Regions from separate parts of the Homo sapiens genome. Here region 1 is linked to region 2. Evidence: chromatin contacts called from ENCODE Hi-C or POLR2A ChIA-PET data. All regions are on one chromosome and are shown on one strand. Each heading gives the region's core, a stretch centred on a gene start or an enhancer-like site at or near the end of the contact. The rest is flanking DNA. Distances are from core to core; before and after follow the strand shown.

The links. Hi-C counts contacts between places; a loop is a spot of excess contacts on that map. ChIA-PET counts read pairs that join two places held with the same protein, here RNA polymerase II (POLR2A). Pooled maps may share reads with other maps.
Region 1: a pooled map shows a loop between it and region 2 (7-fold over the local background). The contact joins the enhancer-like site here to the promoter of PCIF1 in region 2. A Hi-C loop is called at or near these places in 1 of 50 pooled maps. POLR2A ChIA-PET finds 5 or more read pairs at or near these places in 2 of 52 experiments (A673 and activated B cell).

What each region holds. Positions count from the first base shown.
Region 1 is chr20:51,398,690-51,402,532 of GRCh38, forward strand. It overlaps NFATC2 (nuclear factor of activated T cells 2), which reads right to left. Exons shown (of 11, transcript NM_012340.5): 10 at 1-41. Among named protein-coding and RNA genes, the nearest start is that of MIR3194, 52 kb to the right of the region's middle. RefSeq lists an enhancer at 1,757-2,226. Within about 2 kb of position 1,847, at least 8 of the 41 ENCODE cell types and tissues checked have a DNase peak (open chromatin) inside an H3K27ac peak, as active enhancers do.
Region 2 is chr20:45,932,275-45,935,932 of GRCh38, forward strand. PCIF1 (phosphorylated CTD interacting factor 1) reads left to right here and starts at 2,409. Exons shown (of 17, transcript NM_022104.4): 1 at 2,409-2,530. It overlaps LOC107985388 (pre-mRNA-splicing factor cwc22-like), which reads right to left and starts at 2,797. Exons shown (of 1, transcript NR_171669.1): 1 at 1,220-2,797. RefSeq lists enhancers at 335-1,027, 1,310-1,459, 1,719-2,410, 2,411-3,101 and a silencer at 2,730-2,939.

The DNA of each region.
Region 1 (3,843 bases), core at 597-3,096, 5.5 Mb after region 2:
TAATATGTTTTGTATCCAGCTAAGGTGTGTGTCTATCAGCTCTGAAAAAGATTTGCAAAATCATTTTTGAGAAGAAAAAAAAAAATCACCTTTGATCTCTCTTACGCTTCCAACTCATGCCGATATCATCCAAGCCCAGGAGGGAACTTAACCCTTTGGCTCTAGTTTAAGCCAGAATTCTGCAACATCTTAGCATTTGTGCCAGAATTAACCCAACACTAGGGTAATAATCATGGAGATGAGGGACTCTGTGCAAAGTGCATTACATTATGTGGGGTGTGGGATCAGGGGAGCGTGTTCAGGGTGGACAAAAGGGCTGCTGTGGGTATGTGATGGGGTTTCAAATCATGGCCAACTACAAAGAGAAAATTAAGCTGGTTTCTGCTGCAGTCAAAGGAAAATCAGAATTTCATTAAAGATCTACTCAACTGTTATCTTCCTTCAGGCATCTACAGATACTAAACTGGGCCCCAGTTTCCTTCTTACTAGTGATATCACCTCAGTGGTCAGGGAAATTCATAAAACTGCACATTTTCTTCCTGTTTTTTGTCAACAATGGAAAAAAAAGCTCCTGCCCTATCAGAACAACGAAGGCACTTGAATGAGACCTGGGGAGTCTATTGTAAATAATACTCCTCTCTACATGTGTACAATGCCTGTGGCTTTCAAAACACCTGTCTTCCCAATCCCCTTTGGCCGAATTGGAATACCCAAGTCCATTCCAAATGCCTGATTTAGAAATGTTTTCTGAGTCCAATTTCTTACAGGGAATAATGCAGCGTTATTAGAAATGTCAAGTAAACTAGGATGCTTTTTCAAATAGAGGCATAAGCTCCCTGAAATCTCATCTTCAAGGGAGACAGAATGCTCAATAAATGAGATCCTTTCAGCGCTTATGCAGTTAGAGGCCTGGATTTCCCAATGTTGGGCTCCAACAGGAATTGGCTAGTTGGGGTTGGCTACTGCTGCCCTGGGGCAAAAGAAGCACTTCATCTCTCCTCCTTTTCTGACCATGCATCTCAGGCCATCTCCCAAAGCAAACATTTCCAGGTGGATGTGGCCCTAAGGCAGCTCCCACACTAAACTGCCCAGTCTCCACTTGAAACTGACTTCTTCCAAGTCCAAGAGCAGACAGTACTGTCGGATAATTCACTCAGGGCCTTAAAATACCACCTCTATCCTGACGATGGCCACATTAATGTTTTTAACCCAGACCATCACTCCTGAATTTCAGATTGCAATATCTACCTGCCCAAACTTCACAGGGCCAAAACCAATCTCTGGATCCTCACCCCTCCTCCCCGTGTCTCACCTGTTCCCATGATGGGAAACACACATTCTCTCTTTCCAGTTGTTCAGGCCAACCTGTGTGTTCCCTGACTCCTTGTTCACAGCCCACATCCCACCCACCCATACATGCTTCTGGATTTACCCCAGGTAGCCAGAAACCAACAACCTCCACTGCCACCCCGGCCCTACAGCAAGGTGATCCTGTTGGAACTGATGTTAGAGCACGCCACTCCCTGTTTTGCTCAGCTGACAGCTCTAAAGTTCTGTAATGACCAACACGTTGTCACTTTATCCATATCTACTCATTTAAGGAGCACTTCAGTGGATCTCAGGCATCAGGCACAGGTCTGAAGTCACACCCTTGGAGGAGTCGTTCGAATCTAGTTGGAACCCCAGGGACCAGGTTCTTCAGACCATCCACCCAGAACACGAGTTCTCTCTCCAAACCTTCAAACACCAAACCACATGGTGCCCAGTGTTAATATGGGGGGTGGGGGGGCACAATGGCGCTATCTCAGGGGACTCGAGAAACCAAGCCCTGTTCTGTCACCTTCTCAGAGAAATAGAAAGCATCACATGATGGCTCCGTCTGCAGCATTCGGAGGTGCAGCTTCCTGTTTAGTCATAGAGTTTCACTCTTTGTCAGCTTCTTTGTGGAAGACAGAGGCAGGGCCTGTCTTCATTCAACTGAGGCCCGAAATCAACTCGGGACCAGGCCACCGCCAAACACCCTCCTCCGCAGGTGGCTACTCGCTCTGCCTTCCTTCATCCTCACAGACATCTCCGGGGGTGGTGGTGAGAGTTCCATTTCTCAGGTCAAGTTAGTAAGGCAGAGAAAGATGGGGCGACTTGTCCAGGAACAGCCTCCTAGCATTGGGTAGAGACCAGATGTGGCCCCAGCTCTATGGGTACTAGTCCTGGGCTAGGGTTTCCCCAATTTGAAAGATCTTCTGGCTGCCCTGGGGCCTCTGTTAAAATGTAGACTCACATCAGAAGCTGTTGGAACATAAGCACTTCAACAGTGCCTCTGCCTCAGTCTCCCCAGCCACGAGATGGGGATGAGAACACTTCCTTGGCAAAGTCACTGAGGATTAAATGAGATGCTATAGGCCAGGCACAGTGGCTCATGCCTGTAATCCCAGAACGTTGGGAGGCCGAAGTGGGTGGATCACTTGAGGTCAGGAGTTTAAGACCAGCCCGGCCAATATGGTGAAACCCCGTCTCTACTAAAAATACAAAAATTAGCTGGGTGTGACGGCAGGTGCCTGTAACCTCAGCTACCTGGGAGGCGGAGGTTGCAGTGAGCTGAGATGGTGCCACTGTACCCCAACCTAGGCAACAGAGCAAGACTGTCTCAAAAAAATAAAAATAAATGAGATGCTATAGCTGGCTCATTGGCATGTGTTTATTAAGCCCACAATATGGTCCCCTAAAGAAGATGGAAGAGAAAGAGACAAAGACCAGTCTAAAAGAGGCCATTCCAATAACCAAGGATACCATTCTGTTTCCCTACATATTTAAATGGGAGGTAAGTCCATTGATCCACGTGAATGTGCTGGTCAGTTGTCAGTAATATGGAGATGCGGACGTCAAGAGAAAAGGCAGTATTTAGACTTACTACATGGTCCCTAAGTGTCATCTACAAATCCTCCCAAAGACACAGGGGTACCTCAAAAACCACAATTACTTTTGCGCCAACCTAATACAAGGTTACAGCCTAAGACCTATACAGTGGCCTTGCATTTTTACCCCAGGCATAAACTGGTGAGTCATCCCACTGATCCTATGGACTAGGTGATAATTTAAGATGTAAATTAGAAGTGGTTCACTGATGAGCTTAATCAATGGTGATAATTTTCATAAAAACACAAGGTGTCAACAAATAGCCATTACAGACAAAAGTACAGACCCAAGAATCTGTCTCCTTGACAAATATACAACTAGCTTCCCAGACTTCTGAGCTCACAGGCATGCACGTTTGAATGGGATGGAATTTAAGGGAAACCCTGCGTGCATCTCCGTGGTGGAACCAATGGGAATCAGGCACTGGTCTAAGGGACGTCCAGTTTTGTGTTTCTACAATGCAAGTCAGATGTCCCCTCCTAGCCAGTGTAGAATATGCTACCATCATCTCCATTGTCTGCTTTTTTGCAATGATTGCACATCAACTTACAATCTACGGAGAAACAATTGGTGACTTTCTCAACTAAGCTGCCCGACAAGGAAGGACTAACCAACTGTGTAAACTCAGACCTGAACTGCCCATTTCTATTCTCCAATTCAGCAGAATTTCTTCTGATTACATGCAACTAAGCTGCACCTCTCCTATCAAGCAACCACACGGCTTCTAAAGTAGCAACCACAGGCAGGAAAGCATTCTAAACAAACCACAGTTTACTTCCTTGTCCTTCAGCCAGTTCATCACCACCTCGGCCCCAACCCTCTGCTAAGAAACATCAGCCAACAGCACAAGCCCTGCAAAATAACTTGCTGCCTTTGGAAAAAAAAAAAGGCAAAAGAAAAGCACTTGTTACTATATTGAATTGAGACATA
Region 2 (3,658 bases), core at 1,159-3,658:
TGGACAATGACTTCGCCCCTGCCCCTCGCTCCAACCTGTTTGCTCATGTGCAGATTTAGGTAATAATTCACAGAATTCCATGATAAAACAGAAGACTAGGCACTTGGGATGTTTGGTATCTTGGTTATCAATTAAGAGAATCTGAACAATGAATGAGAAAATACTTTGAAAACATAAAAGAATAGATAAAAGGCCGGGCGCGGTGGCTCACGCCTGTAATCCCAGCACTTTGGGGGGCCGAGGCGGGCGGATCATGAGGTCAGGAGTTTGAGACCAGCCTGGCCAACATCGTGAAACACCGTCTCTACTAAAAATACAAATAAAATTAGGTGGGAGTGGTGGCGGGTGCCTATAATCCCAGCTACTTGGGAGGCTGAGGCAGGAGAATTGCTTGAACCCGGGAGGCAGAGGTTGTAGTGAGCCGAGATCGCGCCACTGCAATCCAGCCCGGGCGACAGTGCGAGATTTCGTCTCAAAAAAAAAAAAGGGTAATAATCACTACATGGTTTTTAAACTTTAGTGAAAGCGCGGGCTAGCTGGGGGGCATGAGCATGGAAAACTGGTTATCCCGTAGGTCAAGAGCGACCACGTAGTTTACTGCCCAAAGCAGTACTTTTTTTTGAGACAGGAGTCTCACTCTGTCGCCCAGGCTGGAGTGCAGTGGCGCGATCTCGACTCACTGCAACCTCTGCCTCCCGGGATCATGTGATTCTCCTGCCTCAGCCTCCCGAGTAGCTGGGATTACAGGCGCGCGCCACCAGGCCTGGCTCATGTTTGTAATTTTAGTAGAGACGGGGTTTCGCCGTGTTGGCCAGGCTGGTCTTGAATTCCTGACCTCAGGTGGTCCACCTGCGTCGGCCTCCCAAAGTGCTGGGATTACCGGGGTGAGCCACCACGCCCGGCCCAAAGCAGGGCACTTCTGAAAAAGGAGGCAATATTAGTAATTATGCCAGGGCAGCAGGCATAAATCAAAGCTGGCCCCCCACCCTTCCAGAACTGAGACAGGACCCAGGAGTCTGGTTTCCCATCAGGCCTCTTATCTGAACGAGAAGCTCTGCGAGGGCAGAACTGCTGTGCCTATATAGAGCTGGCTTATTTCTGGAGGGCTCAAATCTACTTGGAGCAATGCTCATGCCACTGTGAGATGATCACGGCTAACCGATTCAGCACTTAGGAAGCGCCAGGTATTGCGCTGAGGACTTCACATGCATCACCTGAGTTAATTCTCACCAAACCTTTATGAGGTAGGCGGATTTATTATCTTCCACTGAGGAAACTAAAATTTAAATTGGTTAACTCCTTCAAGGCCACACATTTTGGGTGGAGGAGCAGGGATTGAAATCAGATGAGGATCATGAACCCTCGTTCTCAATTACTACTCATATCGGTGCCTCCGTTTTTCTTGAGCGTCCGCCTGCCTGCCCCCACGCTGGCGTGCAGCCAGGACCATGGACATCTGAGAGGCTACTCAGCCGGGGTACCTACAGCCCCTGGCTCCACACAAGCGCCGGTCTGACAGCAGGTGGCAAGCTTTTCCTCTTCTCAAGCTAGCACTGGAAGGGATGCTTGCTGGGGAGACCGGAGATGGGTGGAGCTACCACTCGGACGCCTGCAGGCTCCTACCAAAAAGAATCCTGCAGGGAGCCGGATGAGGAGCACCTCACAGCTGCCAGTTCCCTGCCAGGCTACCCGCTGTAGCTGGTTTGAGGGCTCAGTGAGGCTTTGAACTGCAACTAATGGCCACAGATGTCAATGTTGGAAAGGCCCTACAATGCATTTAGTTGATTTCCCAACTCTGCCGAAAGCCATCTCTATTACTTGCCCCCGAAGGCTAGTTTAAGTTGCTTCTACTCAAGAGCATTTACAGCTTGGGTTCGATGTATATGTAGCCCGGGCATGGGGCAGGGCTTCTTAACATTTGGACACCACGCAGCACAAAGGCCCAGAGAGGGAAAGAGACTGGCTGGAAGAGGCAGAGCCGCGCGGGTGCCAGGACCCAGGTCCTTGCTACGTCCGGAGCCTACGTCACCACGATGCCTCCCCTGGGCCGGCGGCAGAACCCGAGACCCCCGCAGGTTCTAAGACAGCCCCCACGCCCCCCAGTGCGCACGCTCAGTCCAACCCCGCCGCGCACCGCCCACCGCGAACATCCGGCTCCTGCGTGTGTGCTCGAGGGGGAAACTGAGGCGGGGACGTGCCAGTGAATTCATTCCTTCCTCAGTCCACCCGCAGGCCTACAAAGCTGTCTCCCCTTCCTCAGCGCCACAAGGAACAGCAGGGACGGATGGGAAGAAGGGGAGGGGGCCGAAAGCAAGCTGGGTGCGAGGAGCCAGCCGACCCTGCCACACTCAAGATGGCGGCGCGGCCGCGGCGAGGTCCCTCAGAGGCGGTACCAGCGCATGCGCAGCGCGGAGTCCCGGCCCGGGACACAAGATGGCGGCAGCGGCGCTGGGGAGGGCGAGGCGGAGGCGGCAAAACGGGCGGTCGAGCAGAACGTGTAGCCGCGTCCCCTCCAGTCCGCTCCGGGCAGGTAAGAGTCCCAGGAAGCCATGGTCCCGCAGCGAGCCGCGCCAGGGTCTGGGGATCCGAAGCTGGGGGGCGGCGGCCCCTCCGGCGCTTTCTGCTCGGGACTGCCGCTTGCCCTGTCTCTGTTGCCGCCGCCATCTTAGACCCGCGGGTGGGCGGCCGCGCCGGTGGCCGAAGTGAGGGAGGTGGGCCCGGAGAGCCCCAGCGGAGCGGGCTCTAGGGCCCCTCCGCTGCTGCCGCCGCCACCGCCTTTGTGTCGGGCTCCGACTCTGAGTCGCCTCAGCCCGGGGGCGGGAGCGCGCGGCGGGGCGGGGGGCGGAGCCCGAGAGATGGGCCGGCGCGCGCGCGCGCGCCAAACAGCCCACCCTCGCTGGGGTAGGGGGAGGGGAAGGTGCGCGCGCGCGCGCGCGCTGGAGCTCGCCTCTCGCCTTCGTGCGCCGTCGCGCCTGCGTACTTTGTTCGCCCTTTGACTCCTCCCTACTGGGCCGGAGAATTCTGATTGGTACATTGCGGAGATGGTCCCGCCCCACGTGCCTCCAATCCCGGACTCGGACTCTGGCTTCTGGTGGGTTTTTCTGGTTGCGCAGATAGAGTTGTTTATCCTTGAGCAGCGGTAATTCTCAAACTGCGGTATGCGTGGGGGTCGGGAAGCCACAGGATAAATAAAGACGTTAACTTAAGAGCAGTTATGTCTTACTGGGAGCGTACAATGCTGGACTCTACATATAACGGTCGAGTGATTCCGGTTTATAAGCCGGAAAGCAGAAGGGCCCGGAATCCGGGTCTGTCCAACCCAGGGGCTGGTACTTCGGCCACAGACCTGCTGCGCTCAAGTCACATAGGAAATTAAAAATGGTTTTAATTGCAAAAAATGGGTACATTTTTTCAAATAGTGTGAAAAAATGAGTCATCCTGTCTCCCAGTCACTCTTACGGTGCGTTTTAAAAATACAAATTCTTGTGTGCCTCACCTCCGTATTTATTTCTGGCTTCTGAGATGCGCAGTGAGGCACAGGAGTCTGATTTTTTTTTTTTTTTTACAAACTCCAAGATGATTCTGATGCACAGCTGGCTTTGGAAATACTGCAGTGTCCCCATTTAGCCTCACACTAAGCTGTGCCGCTTGTGCGTAT